Regions from separate parts of the Mus musculus genome. Here regions 2 and 3 are each linked to region 1. The links are chromatin contacts, found by POLR2A ChIA-PET in ENCODE. All regions are on one chromosome and are shown on one strand. Each heading gives the region's core, a stretch centred on a gene start or an enhancer-like site at or near the end of the contact. The rest is flanking DNA. Distances are from core to core; before and after follow the strand shown. Region 1 holds the start of Med16 (mediator complex subunit 16). Region 2 holds the start of Rnf126 (ring finger protein 126). Region 3 holds the start of Bsg (basigin).

The links. ChIA-PET counts read pairs that join two places held with the same protein, here RNA polymerase II (POLR2A).
Region 2: POLR2A ChIA-PET joins it to region 1 with 10 read pairs in Patski. The contact joins the promoter of Rnf126 here to the promoter of Med16 in region 1. POLR2A ChIA-PET finds 5 or more read pairs at or near these places in 3 of 5 experiments (Patski and embryonic stem cell).
Region 3: POLR2A ChIA-PET joins it to region 1 with 12 read pairs in embryonic stem cell. The contact joins the promoter of Bsg here to the promoter of Med16 in region 1. POLR2A ChIA-PET finds 5 or more read pairs at or near these places in 2 of 5 experiments (Patski and embryonic stem cell).

Annotation. Positions count from the first base shown.
Region 1 is chr10:79,906,466-79,910,720 of GRCm38, reverse strand. It overlaps Med16 (mediator complex subunit 16), which reads left to right and starts at 1,783. Exons shown (of 15, transcript NM_198107.2): 1 at 1,783-1,903; 2 at 3,065-3,230; 3 at 3,575-3,682; 4 at 3,787-3,956. The coding sequence starts at 1,826. It overlaps R3hdm4 (R3H domain containing 4), which reads left to right. Exons shown (of 8, transcript NM_177994.5): 8 at 1-669. Gm24019 (a small nuclear RNA gene) reads right to left here and starts at 1,526; the gene lies at 1,420-1,526.
Region 2 is chr10:79,765,334-79,769,217 of GRCm38, reverse strand. It overlaps Rnf126 (ring finger protein 126), which reads left to right and starts at 2,266. Exons shown (of 9, transcript NM_144528.3): 1 at 2,266-2,465. The coding sequence starts at 2,391.
Region 3 is chr10:79,702,681-79,706,833 of GRCm38, reverse strand. Bsg (basigin) reads right to left here and starts at 2,476. Exons shown (of 8, transcript NM_009768.2): 1 at 2,250-2,476. The coding sequence starts at 2,316. Gm25794 (a small nuclear RNA gene) reads left to right here and starts at 3,244; the gene lies at 3,244-3,350.

The DNA of each region.
Region 1 (4,255 bases), core at 534-3,033:
TGTTACCTTTTTTCCTCTCCTAATCAGTTTTAATGAACTTGGCATGTTTTGGGGTAGATTTCTTTTAATTTCTCTTTTGAAGTGGGGAGGCACAACCAAAACACCTAGCGCCAGCCGGTAGTGGGCTCTGTTGTGACCCCTGCCTGACCCTCCATGTTTCAGCTCTGATGAGGGTGGCTGGTCCTCTCTCTAGGACTCTGCAGACCTCCCCAGGACACTTTCTTGTGTGTGTGTGTGTGTGTGTGTGTGTGTCTGTCTGTCTGTCTGTCTGTCTGTCTGTGTGTGTGTGTGTGGCGCACATGTATGCACGCCATGTGCCATGAACCTGGACAAGCATTGTCTCAAGGGCTCATTTTATGCTTTTTTTTTTTTTTTTTTTTGGTGATGTGTGTATCTTGTCCCCAGCTCCCTAGGCCCTGCCTGCCTTTCAGACTGTCCTCTCCTCCTCCTTCTCCCCTCTCCTTATGCCAGGGGTCCAGGACTTCCAGCCAGAAGCCTCTGACCTTGTGTTCCCTGTCCCCTCCCCTGTCCCCTCTGCTGCTCAGCATAGCTGTGGTCACTGCAGAGGTCTTATATGTTCAGCAGGCCTGGCCCTCCTTCCCTTCCCCTTCTGTGTGATTCTTTGAGCTTGGGGGAAAGGGACGATTTTAATAAAGCCTTGGTGCTCGAGTCCTGTCCCCGTGTTTGTCTTTAGGTTTGGTGGGGGTGGGTGAGACTGGGAGATCACTGAGGGCACGAGCTAGCAAGCTGGACACGGGGGAACCTCAAAGTCTCTATAACATTAGTTCATTTTACAACATGTAAAATGCTTAAAGATGAGGTGCCAGGTTGGGGTTCGATGGGGAAAGCAATTGGTTAGCATGCTCAAAGCCCTGGGTTCCATCCCCAGCACCATTTAAACCACATGGTGACCAGTGACAAGTGATTTTGAGGCCAGCCTGGGCCATGTGGTAGACAGGTCTCATTGTTGGACACCTCTGAATCCTAGCACTCAGGAGCCAGAGGCTGATGGATCTCTGTGAGTTCAAGGCCAGCTAGTCTACATAGCCAGGGCCATACAGTGAGACCCTGCCTCAAACAACAGTCACTTGAGGGCCAGCAAAATGGTTAAGCACGTTAAGGTGCTTGCCGCCAAGCTTGATGATCTGAGAGCAAGAACCAACTCCTTGTCCTCTTACGTGCACTGTGGAAGGCACACTTATACACACACACACACACTCACACAGGAGCCCGTGGCTTGGTGGTACACCTCTGTCATCCCAGTAGGTAGGTAGAGGCAGTCACTGGAGAACCTCATCAGTGTCAGGCCAACCTGAGCTATACAGTGAGCAACGAGCTCTGCTGTCAAGAAACAAAATAGAAAAAACGTGAGTGAGCCTCCAATAGGATGTTAGGGTGCTTGTCAGTTCCTCTGAGGAACAAAATATGGAACGCTTCACGAATTTGCGTGTCATCCTTGCGCAGGGGCCATGCTAATCTTCTCTGTATCGTTCCAATTTTAGTATATGTGCTGCCGAAGCGAGCACAAACAAGGCTTTTCTCCAAGGGATATTTATAGTCTCAAAACACACAATTACTTTACAGTTAGGGTGAGTTTCCTTTTGTGCTGTTTTTTAAAATAATAATTTAGTATTTGTATCTCTTATAGAAATCCAAGCCTATCATGTAAAATGTAGCTAGTATTAAAAAGAACAGATTATCTGTCTTTTATCGCACATTAAGCCTCTATAGTTACTAGGAAATATTATATGCAAATTAACCGGGGCAGGGGAGTAGCCGAGCTTCTCCCACAAGTCTGTGCGAGGGGGCCGGCGCGGGCCTAGAGATGGCGGCGTCGGATCCCGGGCGTTGGGGCGAGTGTGGACCGCGGCCGCCGGGCCGACTGGGCGCCCGGGGCGGACAGGTTAGTACGGCGTGCGGGGTACGGGACTCGTGGCTGGTGCGTTTCAGGCTAAAACCGCGAGCGGAAGGCCGAGGGGCGGGGCTTGCGGGGTCAGAGGGCGGGCCTGGGAACAAAGCTTGCTGGGTAGAGGCCGTTGTGGGAGGGATGTGAATAGGGGGAGCCTAAGGCGACGGGGTTGAGGAGGGGGCGTGGTCCGAGGGGCTGAGCCTCCCTGGGAGGGGCGTGGCCTGAGTTCAGAAGTTGGATGGAGGGGCAGAGTCTGAAGAAATAAGACTGATAGAGAGGGATGTGGCCTAGGGAGCGGAGTCTAAGGTGGGCCGGGGTTGGGGGTGCTAAAGATCTGAGATCGATGCAGAGAGGTGACCTAGTAGTCACAAGCTGAGCAGAAACTGAGGCTGAATTTACCAGTTTGGTTTGGAGGCGGAGCCTAGGGTGATTAGACAATGTGGGTGGAGCTTAACGAGCTTGGGCGGGAGGTGGTGGAGGTGTGTGTGTTAAGACTCAGGATTTAGCCGGGTGTGGTGGTTCACGCCTTTAATCCCAGCATTTGGGAGGCAGAGGCTGCGGATTTCTGAGTTCGAGGCCAGCCTGGTCTACAACGTGAGTTCCAGGACAGCCAGAGCTATACAGAGAAACCCTGTCTCGAAAAACCAAAAAGAAAAAAAAAAAGACTCAGGCTTTTTGCCAGGCGCACGCCTTTAATCCCAGCACTTGGGAGGCAGAGGCAGGCGGATTTCAGAGTTCGAGGCCAGCCTGGTCTACAGAGTGAGTTCCAGGAGAGCCAGGGCTACACAGAGAAACCCTGTCTCAAAAAAAAAAAAACAAAAAAAGGCTCAGAATTTGAGCCTTGGATGTTAACTTGTTGAGAGTATTGTGTGGCATGGGCTGCTGCGGGGTCTAAGCTACTAGGTCCCAGGCAAGGCTTGGAGACTGAACTAGAGTGTAGACTGAGGCCCAGACTGAAGTGGTAGGGGTGGGCCCGGTTGTGTGTGTGGAGGGTGCTTAGCGTTTGTAGGCTGAGCTCAGGCTGATCTGGGTTGCCTAGGGAGGAGTGACCCCAGGCGGGGCATCATGGATTTTATAGCAGGGCTCTCGCTGGAGAACATTCTAGACACCCTTTAGCTGGGAGCTGCTATAGAGCACTGCCTCCCTTTTCCCCAGGAGCCAGGGACCGTGCTGGGTGCGGTGGGTATGATGGACCTGGCCTATGTGTGCGAATGGGAGAAGTGGGCCAAGAGCACGTACTGCCCGTCGCTGCCCCTGGCTTGTGCCTGGTCCTGCAGGAACCTCATTGCCTTCACCACAGACCTACGCAATGATGACCAGGGTGAGTGCTGGCTCTCCTTACCTGGCTAGGACCTGGGGATCAAGACCATGTGGGTGGGCTTGCCAGGTGTGGCTCCACTGTGCCTCAGATCTGGAAGGCTCGTGGTGGCAGAGCCAGACACTCTGATGCCAGTTAGAGGGTTTTGAGAGGCCAGGGAAAGCAAGGTGGGAGAAGAGACATACATACACTGCTCACCATCTTCCAACAATGTTAAGACATGTGGCTGCACAGGATGCCCTGTCCAGGGACTAGCAGCATGGCGGAGCTTATAGGAGAGGTGCACTGTGGGTGGGGACACAGGCACTTCGAGCTACACTGACCTCAGTGTTCTTTTTCCACTGCAGATCTGACACACATGATCCATATCCTAGACACGGAACACCCCTGGGAAGTGCACTCTGTCAGCTCTGGCCACAGCGAGGCCATCACCTGCCTGGAGTGGGACCAGTCAGGTGAGGCCAGGGGGTGTGCTCTCAGTCCAGAGCCTGGCGACAGCCACCACCCGCTGGGAGTCCAGAGTGGGGGGAAGGCCCCTGACACAGCTCTCTGGTCGCAGGGTCCCGGCTACTGTCTGCTGATGCTGATGGACAGATCAAATGCTGGAGCATGGCTGACCACCTGGCCAACAGCTGGGAGAGCTCGGTGGGCAGCCAGGTGGAGGGGGACCCCATCGTGGCCCTGTCCTGGCTGCACAACGGTGTAAAGCTGGCCCTGCATGTGGAGAAGGTGAGCGTACCACTGGGGGACCTAGGGGTAGGTGGATGGAACCACAAGTGTGCAGCTCCCGTGCTCACTGCCAATTGCTGTGGGATACCTGTCAGTACCTGCCATCCCTGAGCGCCCCTGACCCTGAAGCTCCCCTTTAGCTATGTTCCCTCCCTGTACAGTGAATCTGTTTAACAGATATCTCGTGTCTGCAGTGGAGTCTTAAAATGGCTGCTATCTCCAACAAGTTGCCTTTGTAACCAGCCAGTGACTGCTGTTCTCAGATTCCAGTCCACTTTGATTTAATGACAACCCAGAAT
Region 2 (3,884 bases), core at 1,017-3,516, 140 kb after region 1:
GGTGTGAGGCGAGTGTAGGGTGAAAGGAGAGAGAATATGAGGGGTGTGTGTGGGAAAGAGAGTATGAGGAGAGAGTGAGAGGAGAGAGTGAGAGGAGAGTGTGTGAGAAAGGGAGCAAACGAAAGAGCACAACCGCAGCCTCAAGAGTACATACTGCGTCAAGCTGAAAGAGAGAAAGTGGGGGGGGGGGGGAGAGCTCAACTTTAAGCCTGTCAGTTTGTACCCGAAAAGTTGACTGTGTGAGTTTATTATGGGTCTTCCAGATATCACTGCTTCCAGTTGAAAACTCCGATCCTGTGTTGAGGCTAGACCCCGACTGTGTGTGTGTGTGTGTGTGTGTGTGTGTGTGTGTGTGTGTGTGTATGAGAAGGCTCCCAGGATGCAAGCTCTGCCATGGTTCAGAGAGAGAGGTTAAGCTATTTGCCCAATGACACAGCAATGGCTTGATTGGGAAGTCAACCCACGCCCACTGCCCCATAACTTTTCAACTACCCTGAGCTGCTCAGAGGAAGGTCTCTCCATTGAATATTGGCGTGTTTAAACGACTGAGGGGCTGCCTCACCACAGTAGACTTGGCTCTAGTGGGATAACTAGTTCCGATTGATGGGGGCCATGTGCCCTCTGGTGGTCAATGCCGGAATGGGTGGGAATGGGGACAGAAAGCAGGCCAGGTGTGAAGGTTGACTGTCCCTCCCCTTCTTGCAGGAATCCTAACTCTGAGTAACTCCTATTCTTTCTTCAAAACTCTGCTTGCAATGTACCCTCCTCACCCCCAGGAAGTCATTCTTGTGTCATCAGAGATATCCAAGGTCAGTTTAGAGTCCAAGCCTCCCCCCTGCCTTATGGTGCTGGAGTGTTTGTGTGCATTTCATAGACGCTAGATGAATGTTGAACGAATAAGTAAATAAATACAGGAACTAACCTCAGAAACATTCTGGGCCTAGCCTAGAAGACGACGCAGGCTTCATTCACTCCTGAAGAGTCACACGGGGTGCCTGCGGGCTAGAGGATCCTCCTTCTACCAGAGAATGCATCCCTTCTTCATCCTTATCTCGGGTGTTTGTGGAACACCTGATGTGTATCGTCCAGACATGATACTCCCTTCTGCCCGGCACTGTTTTTACAGATTATCAGGTGTACATAAGTGTATGTAGGAGGGCTGTAGAGACCGCGTGAAAAGGCAACATTGCAGCCGAGACTCCGGAGTTTGGGGGACCAAGCACTTGGAGGCACAGGCAGTGCAGTGCAAGCAAATATCCACAGGCAAGCTTGTCTGGAAGGCTAAATGAGGGGAAGGAAGCTGGGAAATGAGGGCTTGATGGTTCGAAGAAGAGGAGGAGTCTCTTAGGCCCCGTCCCTCACTTTTTTTTTTTTTTTTTTTTTAGGGATAGCCCTAACAACTTAAGCCATTGGCAAGGCAACCAAGTCCCGCCCCTCAAGGACTCCAACTTCGCGACTGTACTTGGCTTTCCGAGGCCTCTACATCCAATCCCGTATGCCGGAGAAACTCAGCCCTGTCGACTACATCCCCGCTCTGGAGATAGTCACCCGCCTTCAGGCTTGCCCATCCTCGTTGCCAAGGAGACGGCCCCCGCAAGCTTGGAGCTCCGCCTCCAGGCTCACGCCAAATTCCTAGGCGGATTCCAGGATTGGTCCCGTCGCTGTCTCGTCACCATGGAAACCCGGCCCCGCCCTGCGCAGGCTCAGCCTGCGGACCCTAAAGCTTTCCAGTTGCCTACAGGTTATAACCTACCCCAGGTTGCCAAAGAGACATCCCGGGCCCCCACGAAGGCCCCGCCCTTTGGTCGCGGAGGCTTCCCCGAGGCCCTGTCCCACGCAGGTTGCCAAAAAGTCTTCTCCCCCACGTAGCCCCGCCGCTCGCTGGCCCCCCATCTCTGACTTCTTCTGCTTCCATGTCTGACTTCACCTCCTAAAGTCATCGCCAAGGCGACCCGCCTTCGCGCTGTCCCTGGACTTCCGCACTCTTCAAGCGTGACTCCGCCCTTCCACCCCCAAGTGCCAAGCCCTCTAGACTCCGCCCACACCAGATAGGCCACGCCCCCAAGATGCTCTGCAGTCTTGACCCTCACCTCCGTCCCGGTTACTAAGGAGACTAGGCTCCGCCGCTTCGCCCCCAGGCTCCGCCCCACACACTGGACCCAGGTCTCTGGCTTCCGGAAATACTTATTTTGTCCTAGTGCGGCCACCGTTCTCCACGAGTCAGCCCCCCGCAGCGCGTTGCCCGCGTTTCTCCGCGAGCCCCACGCCTGCCGTGCGTGCCGTGCGTGCCATGCGTGAGCGTGCGCGGGCGCGTCGGCCGGCGAGGGAGCAGCAAACGGCCGGCGGCAGGCGCCGCGCGGGGGGCGGGCGGCGCGGAGGCGGCGGTGGCCATGGCCGAGGCGTCGCCGCAGCCCGGACGGTACTTCTGCCACTGCTGCTCGGTAGAGATCGTGCCGCGCCTGCCGGTGAGACCTGGGCGGGAGGGCCGTGGAGCTGTGCGCGCGAAGCTGGCTAGAGGGGAAATTGAGACCCGGCGGGGTGCGAGCAGCGTGGCGGGCAGGTCCAAGAACCTAGGGCGGCGGCGGGGTCGCCCGAGGGACGCAGGCTTGGTCGGACCCGGTGGGGCTCGGAAGCTGAGCTCCGCGCTGGGGACGGCCGCCGAGCGCGTGGCCAGGACGCGGGGGCGCGCGGCGCGGCCTCGAGCGCCGCCCCGGGCCTCGCTGCTGCGCCCAGAGGAGCTGCGAATCCGACGGCGGAGCTGGAGGGTCTGGGAAGGTCGTACCTGCACCTCCTTGCCTGTTACAGGCCTTGTGCTAAGGCTTCAGTGTGGCTTTGACCAGTTGCATCCCCCGGTCCCCACCTGGTTGTCCCCTGGCCTCCTGCTTCTTCCTCGTAGCTTTGGACATATCTATCCTGAGGACCCTGCTTGGGTGTCCTGCATCTTTTCCGGTTCAAGGTGGTTTTGTCCAGGTGCATGCCAGGGATCCTGCAAGTTTCTTGAGAGTGACTTTGACTAGGCTGGTATCCCCAGGCCTCCTCTCCCAGGACAGAACCTCCCACCTTCCAGGCATCCCTTGTTTCATACCCAGGTTTGAGGCTCGCTCCTGGAAAGGTGATCGCTCAGTACTTGCAACCTACCGTGGCCTTTCCAGGCCAAGCGTGGAGCCTGCTCCTGCCCTTCGAGGTGGAAGCCTGGGTGGGTCCTTGAAGAAGTAGTAGCTAGTTTGGTGTAAGCCAATCTACCATTGCGGAGAAGGTGGTGGAGTAATTAGCCAGAGTCTGTCAGGGTGACGACGGGGTGGGTGGTAAGAGGTGCTGTAGTTCCTTCTGGTCTCTGCACTCTCCCTCTGGATGGTGACACCATGACATTCTTCAGGGCGATTAACTCCAAGAATTCAGGTGGTGGCATACACCTTTTATTTCAGCACTTGGGAGGCAGAGGCAGGCCGATGTCTGAGTTTGAGGCCAACTGTTAGTTCCAGGACAGACAGGAACCCTGTCTAGGAAGGGGGGCAGCTTGGAGAGAGTGGTATGTGGGGTGCCAGGTGAACCTGGAACATAGGAATTGATTGTTATTTCTACTTGTGTTTCCTGTGCCTCAGCCTTGCCTCCCCAGATCTGCCTTGACGCCCCTGGACTGGGGACTATGCTGCCCCTTGGCACCATTGTGAGCTCTGGGAACTGTTTTCTGTAAGGAGATGGCCAGACCCAGGTGTACACCTAGCTGTCAGGTTTCCTTACTGGGACCAGAGCAGCACCAGGTTCTGGCTCAGTGCCCTTGAATAAGGAGGACCCTGACCTCTCAACTGCCACTGTGCCTGGCACGAGCCTACCTGTAAGCCCCAGTGACCCAGCATGGTCTTTGTTCTTACAGGGTTTGTATA
Region 3 (4,153 bases), core at 1,227-3,726, 200 kb after region 1:
GCTTCCTACCCAGGACAGAATAAATCAACTGCCTCCATCTCACCAGGGGACAGCTATCTGCACCAAGAGCCAGCCTCATGGAGGCACCTCAAGATGTTTTGATGGTGAAGAAGAGGGCCTGGAAAAAGTGGGTCAGAATTAACGCCGGGCACTGCTGCCAGGGACAGCCCCTCCTGTACCTGCTGATGGGGGCAGCAGTCACATGGCCCACTTCTCCAGTGGAGCTCTGGCTCTGCCCTTTGCCTGCTGTCTGGAGAGGGCAGGAGAGCAGTCCCCATGTGTTCGAGGCCTACCACATGTTCAACCTTGCCATGACCCTGAATCCCTGCCTTCCTACCTCAGCTGCCCTTTTGAGCCTTCATCAGGCAAGGATCTAAGGCCAGAATGGGCCAGACTCCAGGGTGGGAGCAAGCTGAGTGTGCAGAGCCCTGGCCACCAGAAATCCCACCAGGAATGATAATCCAGCAAGTGCCTGAGCCTGGGGTCCGGAGCCATTCGCAGGCACTGGCTCCCAGGGAACTCCTAGACCAGCCTGAAGCTCTGCCTCAGCCCAGAGGGGCAGGGACAGGTGGCCATTACAGGGATACAGCCCCTGTGGACTATGGAGAACCTGCAAGCTCACCCCAAGGAGGACAGGGACAGCTGGGGACAGCTGATAAGGACTCCTCCAAACCTAGGGGCGGGAACTGCCTCTCAGGAACTCCTCACCCAACCCTCACATGTGAGGGCGAGTCCACTCATCCCCAGCCCTCCAAGCCTACCCATCCCTGGGCACCTCTTTACCCCAAGAACCCACGGGGTCACCTCTCACCCCCTTTCCAATCCACATCCTCCAGAGACCTGAGGACATTACTAATAGGCAATGCTATCCCCCACCAACTTCATCCTCTTCTTTCACATTCCCCAAGCAATGCTGTGCTCCTTCACTAAGTAGAAACAGCAATGCAGCAGCTTCCTCCACTGAGACCTTCCAATCCTTTCTCCATCCCCCTCACATCACCAAACATCAAGGACCTCCCCCAAATTCCTAGTCACCTCACTTCCACCCATATGCCCAAACTTGTGGACCTCTCCCCAGGCACTTCTGTACCCCAAACCCTCTGAATCATCTCCCTGCCTGGTCCCCCAAGTATGGACACCCTGAAATGGTAGCTCCTCCTACTCTAGTCCCCCTAGTGACCCCAAACCTTGGAGACAGCCTTTGTAGGAAAGTCTATTTCGCATCCTCCCCTTGCCCAGATGGTAACACTAAAGTAACAGACCTCTCTAACTCCATGCCCTCCTAAATTAGGGACTGTGACCCTCACTCTGTTCCCTGAGTGGGGACACCAAGACTGCAGTTCCTTCGACTCCCAGGTCTTCCAAATTTGGGATCTCCCCAAGGTGGCAGCTTCTTTAGTCCCCAGATCTCTCCAATCCTGGAGGAAGCCACCTGCAACACTGCTGTCCCTCACCCCAGGTCCCACAAACCTCTCTCAGATGTCCTGCCAGATGTCCCTCTGGCCCATGGTTACTTTCCAGCCCTGTCTCTCAGGTGTGGAACCCTCAACGTGCTGACTTCTTTTATCTTCACTCTCCCAGGCCCCAACACCAGGAGGAGGTAAATTACTAGGGTTCCGTTCCAGCCCTGGTACGCAGGTGGAGACACCAAGATGGTCCAGACAGCTCCCTGGCCACGGACGCCCTCACTCACGTTGGAGATGTTGCCCCAGAGCCTTACTGTCTTCCAGCGTCAGGGTCACCTCTTCCCACACCTTCCCTAACTCCCCAAAACCTAAGCCAATTATAGTCATTGTTGTATCCCCAAACCTTCAGGGTCACGTCCCAGCCCTATTCCGGGAGCTGGGACAGTTAGGGAAGCGGCTCCTTCCATCTCCAGCTGACCAAAATCTGGGGTCATCCCATTCACTTCTGTAATCCAAATCCATCCAAATTACCTTCCAGCCCATGTCCTGGTGGGGACCACCACAAGGTGGCGGCTCCTTCCACCTCCGGTTCCCACAACCTTAGGACGTCTCCCCCAGAGTCCTAACCTTTGATTTGTCTCTCCAGGGCCTCATCTCTAAGATCACTCCCCTCCACCTCGATGCCCAGTCGAGGCTAGGTTCAACTCGAGGGTCACCCACAGCCACTGTTACTCCTCCACAATCTCCAAGCCTCGAGCCCGAGTAGGGAACCACCGAGTCCCCGAAATCGGAGGCTCACCTTAAGTCCGTGACCCCAGCCCGGTCCCAGCACCCCGCTCTTACCCGCCGCGCAGGCGCCTTGGCCGCTCAAGAGCGTGAAGGCCAGCGCCAGCAGCAGCGCCGCCGCCATGTCGCCTCGTCCAGGAGCTGCCCCACTGCGGCTCTATAAGAAGGGCGGGGCGCGCGCACGCAGGCACGCACGTACGCACGCACGCGGCGTCGCAGGGCGGGGCGCCAGGCACACAGGGAGTAGGCACGTACCCAGCGTCCGCCGCTCCCGCTCGCGCTACAGGAGCGGAGCGGGTGGAGAAGCGTTGGCACGTGACCACACAGGCCACACCCTCGAGGGGGTGGGGCCTGGAGCCTGGACTGCCCTTGAGCTCGCGCGCGCGCGCTCTCGCCTCGCTCGTGCTCTCCCTCTCTCCCCCCCTCCCTTACCCCCAATCTTTCCCCTCCCCTCTCCTTTCTCCCCTATCCCCGCTCTTCTCTACCCCCTCTCTCTCCTCTGTCTCTTTTTGAGACAGGGTTTCTCTGTGTAGCCCTGGCTGTCTTGAAACTTACTCTGTAGACCAAGCTGACCTCGAACTCAAACATCCACCTGCCTCTGCCTTTGGATGGAGTGCTGGGGTAAATGCCTGACCCACGATGCTCGGCTGTCCTTTTCAAAAACAAACAAACAAACAAACAAACAAACAAACAAACAAACCAAAACAAAAAAACCCTTACATTTCAGCCTGTTGGTGGTGGCACATGCCTTTTATATCCCAGCACTCGGGAGACACAAAGCAGGTGGACAGCCTAATCTATAGAGTGTGTACCACCAGGACAGCCAGAGCTGCAAGAGAAACCCTGTATCAAAAAACCAAAACCGAATAAAACCAAACCAATCAAAAACAAATTATATTTGAAGGTCGTGCACTGTGGCGCAGGCTTCTAACCCCAACATCGGGAGGCAGAGGCGAGGCAGGCATCTGAGTTTTGAGGACAGCTTGGGCTCTAGCTACGTAGCCAGTTCTAGACTAAGTTGTAAGGTCCTATCTCAAAAATGTATTTATTTGTGCTCGCTTCGGCAGCACATATACTAAAATTGGAACGATACAGAGAAGATTAGCATGGCCCCTGCGCAAGGATGACACGAAAATTCGTGAAGCCTTTAATATTAAAAAAAAAAAAAAAAAAAAAAAGGGGCTGGTGAGATGGCTCAGTGGGTAAGAGCACCCAACTGCTCTTCCAAAGGTCTGGAGTTCAAATCCCAGCAACCACATGGTGGCTCACAACCATCCGTAACGAGATCTGATGCCCTCTTCTGGTGTGTCTGAAGACAGCTACAGTGTACTTACATATAATAAATAAATAAATCTTTAAAAAAAAAAAGTATTTATTTGGGTGCTAGAGAGATGACTCAGTGACTAAGAGCACCGACTGCTCTTCCAGAGGTCCTGAGTTCAGTTCCCAGCAACCACATGGTGGCTCACAGCCATCTGTAATGGGATCTGACGCCCATTACAGATGAGGTTCTGGTGTGTCTGAAGAGAGCAACAGTGTACTCACATAAATAAAATAATTTGTGTGTGTGTGTGTGTGTGTGAGTGTGTGTGTGTGTGTGTGTGTGTGTGTGTGTGTGTGTGTGTTTTCCAGACAGAGTTTCTCTGTGTAGCCCTGGCTGTCCTAGAACTCACTCTGTAGACCAGGCTGGCCTCCAACTCAGAAATCTGCTTGCCTCTGCCTCTCAAGTGCTGAGTTTAAAGGTGTGCACCACCCTGCCTGGAATAACTTTTTTTTAAGTATTTATTTATTTATTTATGTGTAAGTATGTCTCTGTGTTTTTAAGTATTTACTTATTTATTTATTCATTTATTTATGTGTAAGTATGGCTGTGTGTGTGTGTACCACATGAATGCAAGTGCTACAGAGGATAGAGCAGGCAGGCACCTGTTTCCCTGGAGTTGGCATTATGGGCCTGATAT